Regions from separate parts of the Mus musculus genome. Here region 2 is linked to region 1. A link is a loop called in an ENCODE intact Hi-C map of the cell type or tissue named here. Cell type or tissue: left cerebral cortex. All regions are shown on one strand. Links, peaks and the distances in the headings refer to the core of each region. The heading gives the core; the rest is flanking DNA.

The links. Peaks named below come from ENCODE experiments on the same cell type or tissue, not always from the same donor. Only the 100,000 strongest peaks of a DNase experiment are listed, where the experiment ranks them.
Region 2: it touches region 1 in a loop (2.6-fold over the local background); 8 of 42 quality-filtered maps call a loop at or near these places.

Annotation. Positions count from the first base shown.
Region 1 is chr2:103,343,627-103,351,079 of GRCm38, forward strand. The region is part of intron 1 of A930006I01Rik (RIKEN cDNA A930006I01 gene); the gene reads right to left. Among named protein-coding and RNA genes, the nearest start is that of A930006I01Rik, 25 kb to the right of the region's middle. In left cerebral cortex, for the core only: a CTCF peak has its summit at 3,895 (motif pointing left); a DNase peak (open chromatin) is centred at 3,893; H3K4me3 peaks cover 195 bases.
Region 2 is chr2:102,816,783-102,824,235 of GRCm38, forward strand. It overlaps Cd44 (CD44 antigen), which reads right to left. Exons shown (of 9, transcript NM_001039151.1): 8 at 5,426-5,504. Among named protein-coding and RNA genes, the nearest start is that of Gm13872, 74 kb to the left of the region's middle. In left cerebral cortex, for the core only: no CTCF peak of the experiment used is centred there; DNase peaks (open chromatin) are centred at 3,795 and 5,458.

The DNA of each region.
Region 1 (7,453 bases), core at 1,320-6,319:
TCTTGCTGTTAAACTGTAGTGATTAAGACTGTCATTTTCATTCAGGGATAAATAAATGGAGACAGTCGTCACTCGTGTTTTCCAATAGCATCCTCCCCTTCCAGGCACATGGCAGCCAGCACATCACTGCCCTTTGCAGGTGGGTGGAGCTCCCTGACTGGTTATGACATATGAACTGTAAGAGGAAGGGAATGATGGATGATGTTTGCACGATGAGTCAGTGAAGCCCATGGACCATTTCCAGTCTGTAGCCTGCATGGAGAGCTCTCCCTACAGTGCTGACTCCACCTTGGAAAGGCCATGTGCCATGATACATCTCCTGGGATCTGCCAAGGGGAAAATTAGTTTATCCGTGAATTGTTGAGGTTCATTGTTACCTCGCAGAAAAGCATAGCCTCTTCCTTTATAGACAGCATGCAGATACCTCGCAGAAAAGCATAGCCTCTTCCTTTATAGACAGCATGCAGACAGACTGCTGGATCACAGCAGCAACCAGTGGAGAGATCCGCCCATGTGTGGCCAACAGAGTTTTCGAGAAAAGGTCAAACTGAGAAATGCTGGAGAGAACATGGCTTGGTTGTCACTGAAAATTCATTTGAAAAGGAAATAGAACTTGTTCCTTCTTCTATCTGCCATACACAGAGATCAGCTTGGAGGTGGATTATTAACATACACATTTTATAAAAGGGTTTAGGCAAATTCTTCACAACTCTGGGAAAAGATTTCCTAGGGGAGAGTTAAAAATCATTATCCAAAAAGGAAAAGTAGTGGTGTACATAATATTACATTCCACAAGAGAAAACCATTTTGATAAAAGGAAATGACAAAGTGAAGGCCAACATTCTAATGGTAGTTACATGCAGATGACTGGGTTTCAGGCTGTAGTATCTTCCTAATTTTGCCTAGCCTATTTTTTTCCCAGTCTTCCACAATAACAGGTCCCTTCTGTAATACAAAAGAAGAAAATGAGTTGTCAGCTCTCATTTGTGTTTATATCAAGAACAGGCAGCCTGAAGTTAAATGTGGAGAATGAGAACATTGCAGACCCTTCTACCTGATTACTGTCCTCATGGTAGAACCTCAGCCTGTGTGGCAGGTGCGTGGAGGAGGACTGAGTAGTATGCAGGTGGATCCAGCAATTACTATGACTCTCTCTGGCTTTTTTTACATCCTGGTACTAGCATATCATCAAGAAAGCCATACTTGGTTTTTCAAACCTATTATAGAATCATGGTTTCTCTTCTTGGAAAGAGGTGTCCTTAGGGAGTTTCCTTCTTTTATTCTCTTCTATTTCTGGTCCCTTTAAATATATATATATATATTTATTTTTTTACTACTCTGTGTGTGTGTGTGTGTGTGTGTTCATCCATAGATAAGATAAGGGTATATGATGTGCCATGACACAATTGTAGAGATCAGAGGACATTTTTGTGGACACTTTTTTTACGTGGGTCCTGGGGATTGAACTCGGGTTGCCAGACTTGTATAACAAGACTTCCAGGGTGGGCCTGTATAGCAACCGTCCTCATCATCCCCATTACTGTTTATTAGGCACGGCAGCCAGACAGTGTGGCCAACCAGGTACGTTGTGTACTTCATCTGTTTAGTGCTCTCAGCAACGTTGGGGCAGATATTGAATTTTCCCTCTTTTAAATATGAGGAAATAGAGACTCAGTAGACACTAGATAGTTTGCCCAAGGGTCATAATGTAAAAGAGGGTGGCGTGGATCTGGGAATCCAGTCTGTCGGACTGGAAATCTCGGTACTACTTGTGTACCAGTAACTTCGGCACTGGCAGCCGGTGACTAGTCATCTGCATCTCACATGCTTCCACTTCAATGTCATAGCCTTTTGTGGTAAAACAGGAACCTGGATTTTTGAAGCCCATTTTTAATCTGGCCTCTGTGTTCCTCGTTTCTGTTTTTGTTTCTAGTGCCAAGGGACCCCAGACCTTCACACATGCTAAGCAAGAACCCTTCCACCATGTTACACGCCTAGCCCATGGCATCTATTTCTTCATTTGAGACACTGTCTCCCACAAGATGGAGATGGAGTAGTCAGTCCTTACTGCCACATGCTAAGTCCTTTTGTATCAAGGTGACACTCAGACCCCAGAACAGGGTGGCCCTTTATACACAGACTACCTCTTTGTGCTATTGTCCTTTTGTCCCCTGAGATACCCACTCCTCCTGTGCTTGCCCCCAAACAGATCCAGCAGTGTCTTGCCTGTTGGTGCTGGCCTCTGTCTACAAGCAACTCTTTCGTCCCACACGTTCACGTTCTGAGTAGCCTGTAGGTGTGACTTGGAAGCCACCAAGTCTCCAAGCCCTGAGCCTGCTCACCACCCCTGGGCCACCATGTCACAATCGGAAAATGATAAGATGCTGACTGGTGCTCTGGTCCGAAACTCTGACAAGTGCCTCTGTCAGAGCCTACACATGGGAGAAAGTGTCATAAGCAACTTCATGGCAGGAATGCTAAAAGATCTGCTCTGGAGTTAGGCAAAGCAGGGTGTGATGTTGGCTCTGTGCCTTCCAGCTGTGTAACCGTAGGCGAGTTATTTACCTTCTCTGATTTACCCTATTGGACCTGTAACACAGACAGAGTAATAACTGAACCAAATTTGTCAGCAGATATCGGTAATCCAAGCACTGTGGAAACTGAGGCGGGGGGGGGGGGGGGCATTTCTCCTGTGTTCCAGGACAGCCTGAGCTGTATAGACAGACAGCTCCTGACTCAAAAAAATGGCAGTAGGATCTATTTCATGGTGTTGTTGGAATAATGTGGCTCTATGATACTAACTGATTAAAATGGAGACTGATCTACAAGAAGCACTAAATAAGTACTTATTATTATCATTATTAGCTGCAAAGCATCTACGGTGAGATGTGAGATTGCTTGGCGAGTTAATAAGCGATTACTTGGAATGACTTTTCTCCTCTACCGGATCACTTGGCTGCTGGATGGCTTTGAACATATTCATCTGCTATTGGAACCTCAACCACTGCAGCATGCCCGGGTTTGCATAGACACTGGCGCTTGGCAAGCTGGAGCCAGGAAGCTTAAGAAGCTATGCTAGCTCATCAAAGAGCATGAGACATTGGGAAAAGCCATTTAAAGTCAATTGGGCTGTTTACATGCAAAGAAACTTAGCAAGAAGACAGACTCCAGAGACCTTCCTTGCTCTGACCTCAGTTTCCCCATCTACAAGAGAAGGCTCCCATCGCACTGTCTCTCTCTGAATTCCTTGCCTGCAAAGGAGGTCCTTGATTCTGCCAGGACAGTCTTAACAGCCAGCCCTGGGCATGTGTCTGCAAGGCCAACTTCTGCAAGGCCAGGCGGCACTTGGCATGGGCCAGAGTTTTGCAGGGTTCTTCACACAAACCTTCCATCTAGGGCACATCTCCATGACCTCTGCAGCTTCCTAATACCCAACAGTTCCCATAGCTCCCTGATGACACTGTCTGCAGCCACTGAAGACATCTTCAATGAAGACCTCAGTCCTCACAAATATGCCTCCTTCCAGCAGGTGCCCTGTCTGTCTGCATCACTAACTTACCCAGAGTTTTCAGAAAGAACGTTCTTTGCTTCCCTATTGATATGGATATTATTTTGCACTTTAGGGGAGAACAAGTGTGTGTGTGTGTGTGTGTGTGTGTGTGTGTGTGTGTGTCTCTGTGTGTGTGTGTGTGTGTGTGTGTCTGTGTGTCTGTGTGTCTGTGTGTGTGTGTGTGTGTGTGTCTGTGTGTGTCTGTGTGTCTGTGTGTCTGTGTGTCTGTGTGTGTGTGTGTGTGTGGTTTGTCTGTGTTAAAACTTGGCATTTTTCCAAAGCAAAACCTTGCTTTAGGGTTAGGAAGACATTGCCATCTAGTGGCTGCATGCAGAAGTAACCAGACTGCAGCCAAAGAGTCCCTAAAGCTTGAATCCAACTCACTGACTTTCCCAATGTCAAGAGAGGGTTTTGGACTGTCGAGACTGGAACACACAGACCTACTGATCTCCCCGCCCCCAGCAGGGGAACCCCATCCCCTGGCCTAAAATGCTCCTTGGACTGAGGCTGGCAGGACCAGAATTGTTTCCATCCCTTGTGCCCCCTCCTGCTTTTTATCAGCATTGCGGGAGGCAGAAGAGAAAGATCAGCCATCTCTCCTGGCAACCGGCTAAAGGCTTTTCTGAGATAAGGAGGAGGCAGATAAGGAACCGGAGGGAGAGAGAAATCATTGATGGGGGAAGTGAAATGTCTTTCTTGTGTTCCCAGTCCAAGGATGGTGGCTCATGCTTTAACTCTAAAGCAAATAATGGAAGACACTTTCAGTTTGTGAAGCTTTTTTTTTTCTCTAAAATATCGATTTTGTCTCCCCCCCACCAGCCTAACTCATTGTACAAAATAATGGGTGTCATTAAGATGTTTTCAAACATGTATTAATGTGCTTTGGTCATTCACCTCCTGTGTTACCCTTCTCCTCTCTCCTAACCCCAGTCTTTCTCCCAATGGTAAGGATTAGGGATCTCAAAGAAGTAACTTCAGAAAGGAAAACCCATCACTTATGCAAAGTGTGACAATCCATTCTTGTGTAAATGGAGCCAGGAATCACAGACCTCCTTAGTTCCAACGCTTGTATTTGCATATAGCTTTGCAGTTCACTACACGCATTAATGTACTTAACATTCTTTAATCTTTACAAATACCCCCATGGACGGAATTATTAGTCATGAGCGACGAGGAAATAGAGCTTGGGAGACATTGAGCAATTTTCCTGAAGTCACACAGCTATCAATGGCAGCACTGGCTTCTCTTGCTGTCCGGACAACGTGCCAAGTGCTTCTGAGGAAACTATGGCTTCTCCCATAACTATGGCTTCTGGGGAGCAGCTAGAGAGTCTGTCACCCCGAGTTATCCCTGCCTGTCACCTACAGCCCCCCAGTCTCCCTGCAACCACTCCTACAGCTGTTTGCCTGACTGCCCAGCATGTTAGAAAACCCTATGACCCTGGCCATCATTTACAATTGGCTTAGAGACAACGCTCACATTTTTTGAGAGAGCAGCACAGCAGGGCACAGCATCACCCTTGCTTGGCGGTGATGGGGCCACCAGCCTGGATCTGTTGTACCGTTGGGAGAGCTTTCTGTGGACTTGTTCTGTCACCCCCTACCAGATAGTGCTTTGGTAAATGTCCTGATATCGATTCTCATATTCTCGTTCTAGTGTTTATAAATACCAGCTGTCCTCCTGATGCCCCACCCTCTGAACATCATGACCTGAAACCTGTACTCTCATGCTCTACTCTTCTGCATCCACCCTCCCTCTGTGAAGAAACAATTCAGCGTCTAAGTACCATCTCTAGGCTGATGATTCCCAAATGGAGACCCACAGCCCACCTCTCCCCCTATACACCACGCTCACAACGGCTTCTCCTGAGCATCTGCAACGTGACAGTTGGCATGTCCACACCCAAACTCATGACTGACCAACTGGTTCACAAGTTTTCCCATCCCAGTAAATGGTAATTCTACCCTCTTCCTCCCATACTCCAAATCACTACACTGGATTCATCCCTGAGTTCTTCCATCCCACCCAAGGCCAGCCTCTGAGAAGCTTGCCTGCCTCCGTAGCAAATTTAGAATATGCTTCTTCCCAGCTACCCTCCTGCAGACGATTCCAATAGCCTCTGACCTGGTCTCCCGTATGGCAGCTAGAGCCATATTTGGAAGATGTAACTCAGAGCAAAACACACCCTTGCTCAGACCTTGCAAGAGGCTCCTGTCCTGCTCTGTGATCTGGGCCACCTACTATGTTACCCTACCATCCAGACTGCCACCTTCTCTCACTAGAAATTTCAGGGACTAAAAACATGGATTTTGTTCATTACACGCAATAACCTATCGTTTATGCCAGGACTGGAGTACAGGAGGTACATGGGGGATCGTAACAAGACCTTTGACCTCAGCCTGGTTCATTCATCTACAGCACCTGTTCCGAGCCTGACCCAACTGCCTCCTTCTGCCCTTTCAGTCAGCAGTTCTTACTCAGTGCTCCATGGCCAAGACTTCCCATGAGCCCAGGGGCTTCTCTCTATCTCTCTCTACTCCCCAACTCCAGCACAAGCCGATCTATAGGTGTGCCCTCCACCCTTGCCTCCTCTCCAACACGAGATTTCCCAATGACCAGGACATCATCACATTGGCCGTTCTGCCCTTCCCCACCCTCCATGGTGCCAGGCAGCAGAGCCAACCAGGAACCCGGAACACCTGGCCTCGATGAGGCACCAGGTGTGCTCAGGTATCGGCCAAGTCCACAGGAGTTAGAAGCTGACAGTTCTAAGCTCCTGCCATGTGCCCCAGTCCCACCTCTAAGTGAACAGGAAGGAGAAACTAAAAGGAGAGGGGAAATGGGGAGCTTTTCAGAAGAAATGAGGAACATCGCTTGCAAGGGTGGGCTGGGTTTGCCTTGGAGAAGAGAACCCTCATTAGGGGAGAATAAGAATTCTAAAGACCTGCCCCCTCACACCTGCCATGTTATTGGGTAATTCAGTCTAATCCCTTTAGGTGAATGATAATTCATTACTAAAATACAAACAGGCCCTGGGTTAACAATCCTTTTCCAATAAGGGGCTGGACACTAATATTTGGGTTTACACCTGTATGGGGTCTTTACTTACAAAAACAGGGGGAGTTCAGATATTGGCCCCAGACTATAGTTTACTGAGCTTTATTTTAGAATTATTTTTAAGTGGTGGAGAAATATAAATACTGCTGTCTAAATTCCAATGTGTATTTGTGGCTAATCCACCAAAACCTGGGGAAATAGCCTCGTGGTCTTTGAAAACTTCCCTTTAGGTCAGCAAAGAAGTTACTCGCATCATTGACACTGTAGAGAGCTTTGTTCTCTCAGTTGCTTCCTACTTAGTAACAGAAAGGAGGATTTGGATCACACTCTTAAAAACAACAACGAAAAAGTGTATGCATTCACAATCTACAGTAACACATTGACTACTCATGGACCTAAAGATCCCAACAGGGCAAAAGCCAGCAAAAGTATTGAGTCAACTCTAGAGGAGTTATAGTAAAGAGGATTGTGTCTCTCAGTGCCATCTGCAAGTTGTCTTTACACTTTCTGTCCATCAGCCAAGGCCTAGCCACATATTTCTGAATGGGACTTGCTTTCTTCATGCAGTTACAACCACTCTAAGACCAGGAAATAGAAGGTTTTGTCTTTAAAGAACAACTCTGTGTCACCGCAACACTCTTTTTTCATTCTTTGGTCCCTGTCCTGTCTACTTGACAGTTTTGGAAAGGTCACAAATACTTGCATCTGGGTTCCAGGGTCATCCTCAGGGGAACCCCAGTCAAGAGCCATGAATGGGGTCTTCAGTGCCTATACTCTCTTTTCAAACTGAAAAGCAGAGGCCCACATCAAGTGCTTACCGACTGCTTCTGAGAGACAAGTCCTCTT
Region 2 (7,453 bases), core at 1,690-6,689, 530 kb before region 1:
AATTAGAATTTCCTAATATCATACTTGGGAAAAGCAAAGCTGAATCTTGGTGCAAGCCAGAGGGGACCTTGTCTTTGGGAGAAAGATTTCACATCTTTCCCACAGCTTTAACAACTGCTGTGCCAGACAGCCTGGAGCCCACACGATACTGGGTCAATGATAGGTGGGGTCTTGCCATCACTGAAATTGCTTAGCTGCCAAACATCTTATCCTCTATTTATATTTCATGTCTGGACTCTGGAGCTGGATTTGGGGAAAGGATTGTCAAGGTATATCTTTCTTTGTTCCTCTTCCCAATGGTCATATTGTCTACCTTTTCTTTCTCTGCTCTGAATCGACTTACCTGTTTAACTGGCCTACTGAGAATGAGTGGCAAAGCCTGCTTGTTAAAGCTGCCAGAGATCAGGCTAACAACCCCAGCACTCCACCTGCCTTCCTCTATGCATTGGCAAGATAACTCAAAAGCTGGAGGCGAACACTGCCTGTATTATTCCAAACTCTCAGGTGACCTAGCCTGTGTTCTTAGAGGAAACTTGCCTCGCCTAACTAAGTCCCATTTGCTTATCAACCAGATTGCTGAGAGGTAGGATGAAAAACAGCAAAGTGCTTGTCAGTACAAAAATACGTCAATTCACGCAGGCAGGACCAGATTGACGCTATTCCTCTAAGTCAGTTGTTCTCAACCTTCCTAAGACTATAATACCCTTTAATACAGTTCCCCCATGTTGTAGTGACCTCCAACCATAAAGTTATTTCTGTTACTACTTCATTTCTTCATAATGTAATTTTGCTACTATTATGAATCGCCATATCTAACATGCAGGATGGTCTTAGGCAACCCCTGTGAAAGGGTCATTCGACCTCTGAAGGGGGTCACAACCCAGGTTGAGAACCATTTTTCCAAATGAAGGAACTGATTTGGAAGTGTGTCACAGCAGACAGGTAGACATGTTCACTGTGTTGACCCACTGACCTCTAGATTTCTGTCCCTATTATCAGTCTATGTTCTTTCAGGAAGGTTGCTTAAGATTATTCTAAGAAACAGTGGAATATCAAGTGCTCTGGGCATTAATAAGCACTTTTAAGACCATGTTTAAGACTAATCCGACATTTTTCCTTTTCCTTAGTTGTGGTTTTCAGCACAGAAGACGGATGCTGAAGAGGTGTTTGTAAACCAGAGGTTGAATCCAAGAGTGGTGTCTGATGCCACACTACACACTACATCTGTTATCTTTACAGCTGCGTCTAAGCGACCAGATGTCCTTACAAAAACTCATCTCATCTTTGTCTTTTCCTCCCTTGAACTGCAAGCTCCACAGAACACACAGCAAACACAGGAAAGGAAATGAGCCAGCCCTGGACTTATCCTTGAAGGGGAGGGCAGACAAGGTGGGCACTGGATTCAGATAACATACTTTTAGAGCATCCTGGAGTTGATCTCTACTTAGACAATAACTTGGCAATTGATTTTATGGCTTTTCTATCCCCAAACCCCTTCAGATGTTTATGCAGATACTAGAGATGTGCTATCCAATATAGTAGCCACCAGCCACATGTGGCTATTTGTTTCTTTGTTTGTTGGACCTATTTACTTTGAGACAGGGTTTTGCTATACACCTAACCTGGTTTCACACCCATGATTCTCCAGATTTAGCTTGCTAGGATTACAGGTGTGTGCTGCCATGCCCAGTCTTATGTGCAGTTAAGTTTAAACAAAGAACAATTTAAAATCCACTTCTTAGAATTTGCTTTAACAAACGCATCCTTGTGATTAACACTCTAGCTACCTCCAAGCGCCCAAAAGAACGATTTGCTATGCTGCTCTTTTCTCTATGGATGTGCAGCCTGGACATCTCCAAACCTGTGCTATTACATGCCCGCCCTTCAGCTCATATTATTTCTAAATAAAAATTTTTCCTGAGGGGGAAACATCTTACTTCTGTGATAGAATGAGTCTAAAGTCACTATGATGGTAGCTTAGAGAGTAGACATGGACCATGATTATCCCTGGAGGAAGTCTCATGGATGGCACTCTTCTAGGATGCAGACCCAGTTCAAGTGAGCACCCATCAGACTAAGCCTGACTACTACACAACAGAAGGAAAAGCTTACCAAATCATGGAGATTTATGACTAGGCAAAGGTTCCTTAAAAATATCATCATTCTCATGAAAGGGAAGGCTGACGGGGCGTGCTCTGCACAGCTAGCATAGAATCTTTTGAGACCAGACCTGAGTTTGGAAGCTTTCTTTGGCAAGGCCCTGGAGGCTTTTCTCCTTTCCAGACACATCAGATAAATTCTTCAAGGGGAAGGTGCCTAAGGGCTGCTACTGTTGTGCCTCATCCAATATCTCCCGACACAACTGGCTCCTGATGCAACTTGCTCTTCTGGGGAGCACACAGAGCTCTAATTCAGGCTCCTGGTTTCATGAAGGCAGCAGGCAAAGCTGGTGTGATCATGCCAAGGGTGGGAAAAGTTGAGGAAACCATGGAGCACTCCCACCATCAATGATTGCTTATTTTTATTTTATATGCATGGGTGCTTTGCCTGCATGCATGCATGTATACCATATGTTTTCCAGGTGTCTTCAAAGCCCAGAGGCGGGTAGCAGATCCATGGATCTAGGGTTATGAAGCCACCATGTGGGTGCTGGGAACTAGACATGGGTCCTCCTCTAGCTAAGCCATCTCTCAGATGCCCATCCCATCAGGACCATTCAGATGCTGTGACTCTTGGAGAACTTTGCAATACAAATGCTGGGAGTTAGTATCTCTGCCTAATGCCACCTCTGGTTCAATGAGCACAAAGGGTGTCCTCAATGATAGCTCTGTGTGTTTGTGTGTGTGTGCGTGTGCGTGCGTGTGTGTGTGTGTGTGTGTGTGTGTGTGTGTGTGTGTGTGTGTGTATGTACACTCGTTCATGCATTTAGGTTTATTGGCTCCTGGGCATATGTGAGCATGGAGGCCACAGGTCAATGTTGGGTGTCTTTCTGAGTCACTCTCCACCTACTTTATTGAGACAGGTTTTTCCTCACTGAACCTGGTGCTCACCAATTTCACTAGACTGGCTAGCAGGCTCCAGGGAAAGACTCTTGTCTCTGACTCCCCAGTGCTGGGATTATGAGGTCACACCATCATGACCAGCCTTTTACATGGGTCCTGGGGGCATGAATCAGGCCCTCCTTTGTGCACAGCAATACGTTACTAACATAACCATCTTCCCAGCTGTCAGCCTGTCTTAGAACTCCATATATCTAAACCTCAAAACTGTTTTAGAGAAGAACGTGCTCTCCATATTCTCTCCTTCCTCATTAAAGCTAACAGCCGGAGATGCCTGCAAAAGATGCTTGTTGAATAAATGAATCCCCTCTGGACCAAACTTTCTTTGATGAAAATAGAGTTCCATATCTTTCATAAATGGAGTACTCAAAGCAGAAAGGCTCCTGCCTTCTAGCGGGATTAGAGATGGGCTATTAGCCTTAGGAACGCAGCACACATTAAGAGGCCCATGGGCTATTAGTTTTAGGAACACAACACACATTAAGGGGCCCATGCGGTCCTTAACCACTTTTCAGCAGTGTGGCAAATCTGTTTTCAATTATCAAATCAGGACACAATAATTTATGAAGTCCACGAAGCTGCTTTCCCGGTGAGAGGCTGGCTCAGCCAGCTTCTGCCTGCCCTGTTTGTGGGTTGCTAGGGTGATGGCTGGCCTGGGGACAAGGGGAGAGGAGGCCATGAGGTCCTTTCTCTGCTGCTGAGGAGACAGGGAGCCATGAGGGCTAAGATGCTACAATGTGCAAGATTCCAACTGCTCTCCAGGACAGCTGAGATGCTGAAGGAGGGGCCTCCATGCCAAGAGCATCTGGGACATCTCCATGGTGACATCTGCAAAGCTTATGGACTGTACATGTGACACATTCTAGGGCCTGAAATCAAAGGCTGATTCCAAAAAAAAGGAAGTTCATATTTAATTGAGCAAAAATAATCCAAGAGAAAACAGGGACGCCAAGAGGAAGAACAAAAGCGCTTCGAAGCACTTCTGCAGCTCCCAGATTTGTTTTCATGTAATCGTGGGAGCCCATAGGAGGTCTCTCATATTTTCCCCAGCCTTTGCTCCATGGGTGGGCAGCACTCATGACTAATAGTTTTCTTATTCCCTCAAAGGTATAGTTAGCAGCACCATGATTTGAGTGAGCACTGTCACGAGTTCTAAGCAGTGTAGAGCAGTGCTATCTGGTTTCTGTAGATGATGCGAAGCCCTCCAGAGACTGTGCGGGCCACTGGAAACAGTTTCTTATTCTTTCTGAACAGTAAGAACAAAGTGTTTATTTCTCTTCTGACTTCTCAGAATCTGAATCATTTGGGGACTGCGAGGTGATTTAGAGGCGCAGCAAAGGCAGCCCAGTTAAGCAGGAAGACTCCAACCTTCCAAGGGGCAATCCCAAGGGATATTTACAAACAGCTTCATGTCTGCAGCAGACATTTAGGAAAAAACAATGAATCTTTAAAACGTCTGGGTAGGAATTTAGACTTTTATTTTTAAGTGCCCTGGCTTAAAGTTCCCATCTCCTGGTGCTAGAGTTACTATTGTCCTGCATTTCACCTTGGGTAGCACTCTACTGAGAGGTTGCTTATAAATTAATTAAATATGCATAGTATATAAATGACTTTCAGAATACAGAGCCTTTGTTACTGTGGGAGAGAGGGGTTTCAAGGATGTGAAGACAACCATCTGCCCTTTCTGTGGCACTGGACCGACGATTCTCTAGTCTAGAGGATCATCAGTGCTTCATATACCTCACTGTGAGAAGAATTTCCCTAGGCAATGCCCCGAATCTCTTCAACTGAATCTTTCATAAAACACAAAATAATATCCTTAAAGAGAAACAAGCAGCAAAACGTGGCCCATGCCAATTTTGGGCAAAGATTCCAGAAGGTTCCATACGCTTCCAATGGTCAAAGGAAGATGACCAACTCTTGATTTGTTATACAACATTTTAAGCATTGGAAAAGCTTAGTTAATATTTGTTAAATGAGCCAGTGGTTGAGTATATACTTTAAGTGTCTTTCCAGTGAACTATTTAATAGCTTCTATCTGATAGTCAGCATATGGTTTAACCATGAAAAGTTTAGAAACAGTAAAACTCAAGCACTGGTTAAAGGAGGGGTTCCAAGTCATCATAGATGTCTTACTTTTCTAAAGAATCGGGCAGAGAAGGGCTTCTTAAACTGTGTTATGGGCAGGATTCCCTGGGATCTAGTGCAGGAAATCTGGTGTCAGGCAAGAAACCCTACATGTCTAACAAGCTCCAGGGTACCAAGGCTGACAGTCACAAGGGCTATAGTCTGAGCAACATGGATATAAAACCCAAGTTCCACGATGCCCTTTGAAGTGGAAAGCTGCCAGGGGCACTCTCTCTTACCTTCTCCTACTATTGACCGCGATGCAGACGGCAAGAATCAGAGCCAGTGCCAGGAGAGATGCCAAGATGATGAGCCATTCTGTGGTGAGGAAAAGGACATATGTGAGCTTCACAAGCATGCTTTATGAAATTTTAAAAATGCAATTTAAAACTTGATCCGCTCCAAATAAAACCCCCAGTCAGCTCCGCAGAGTGGTCTGACTAACAGCTCAGCTAAAACACCCTAAGACAGACTCTGCTGTAGATGTTCGTCCAACAGACTTCTCTTATTAACCTTTCATCAATAGTTCTTCCAGAATAAAAGTGTTTCAAAAAGAAAAAAAAAAAAGATATCAAGCAACCTGTTGAAGTCTGTACATGTTTTTGGTGAACTTCTAAGTAGATTAAAGGAAATTTATATTTCTCTTGACAGAAACAGCCCATGTCTGTGTAAGAGCATCTGCCTTGCATTTTGCTCAAAACAAAGGTGGAGTTCATAATCTAGTGGGCAAAGAATGTTCCTACGGTAAAGGTTAAAAAAGAGAGAGAGAGACATCTTCTACTTCTTTCAATCATTCGGTTCCACTGATGACAGACTCTAAATTACTCAAGCTTTTTTGATTTAGCAGTTACACTTCTAAAATGCTAGAGGATCTCAAAGTTATCTTTAAAGATGTTATGATGTTTATACCAATAAAAGTTGAAGCCAACTTAATGTCCAATGGTGAGGGATTAAATAAATAGATCAGGAGTTACACATTTTGTTATGTGCTACATAATTCAAGAGAAAGGTGCTTAATGACATGGAAAGTGGAACTGACAGGCAGAAAATATTAGTCAAATAGCACATGTGGCAGTTTTGAAATAAATTAATTTGAAAAAATATTAGGAAGAACATTAATTAAGACTGTAGCTTTAACACTTGTGGGTATTGAGATACAGTAAGAGATTGATATTTCCATCTATTTTCTAAGCTATAGTTTCTAAAATTTACTGGATAATTATGTACCACTTGTGGATTGATGTAATATTATGCATTTGTTTTAAACTCAGGCTTCAAAAGGATTGACAAGTTGAATCGATTCAGTTGCAGATGTGTGTGGTAAATGAAGGCTTGAGAAAGAAGAAAGACAGGGATTTGTTAGCCACAGTTTTCCTTGGAAGTCTTGATTTCCTCTTACTTCAGACTGTGCATCCCCTTTGGTTTACTTTAAGGAAGCAAGGACACTTTCAGGAAGATGTCACTTCTGTTCCTCCTTCTTCTATGCTGCCTGGCCTTCAGCACTGAGGAGTCCATATTCCTTCTCAATAGATTGGGATGAATCCTCGTGCTTGAATCCAGCCTCCTCTCCCCTGCCCACTCCTCCCTGAACGTCCCCTCTATCTTTGTGTCCAGGTGGCCAATGAGTTGAGATAAAGGAGCAAGGTCCACAAGGGAAGCTGTTTTGGAGCCCTCTAAAGAAAGGGTTAAAAGAGCATTAAGGGAAACTTCCTTTGTGGAATCTCCCCCTTTGCACATGCTCATTTTCAACCCCAAGGTAAAAGAAGAAACTGCATCAAATTTTAAATCTTGTAGCATGGGACGGCCAGATGTCAAAGCTCCCTCCCTGTGTGTATGAGACTTTATGAAAAGTTCCTTCTGGCTGCATTAGCAGACTGTCCCTCAAGGAAAAGTAGTTTGAGGACCAGAGGAATGGTTTTCACTCCAGCCAACACAGATGATTTGGTGTCTTCTCCCTGCCTGCCAACGCAAGAGAATAACACTCTTCATCTCAGTCCCAGAAATATAGGGGAAACTGCGTTGAGCTAGGAAGAACTTGGGTGATCCATCATCATTCCTGAGGGGAGAGTGCCTTAGTAACTGATGCATCAGTTCTTTGAGGTAGGCCTCAATGTGAGCTCATCCATAGATACCTAGAGGGGGAAACAGAGGCCTACAAGGAGGCTGTAGCATTTTTATTTATACTTAATCTTACAGAGGGAAGCCAGATGTGCATTTGATGAAGTCTCATCTAGGATATTCAGAGAATCTTGCTGTAATTATCTGAT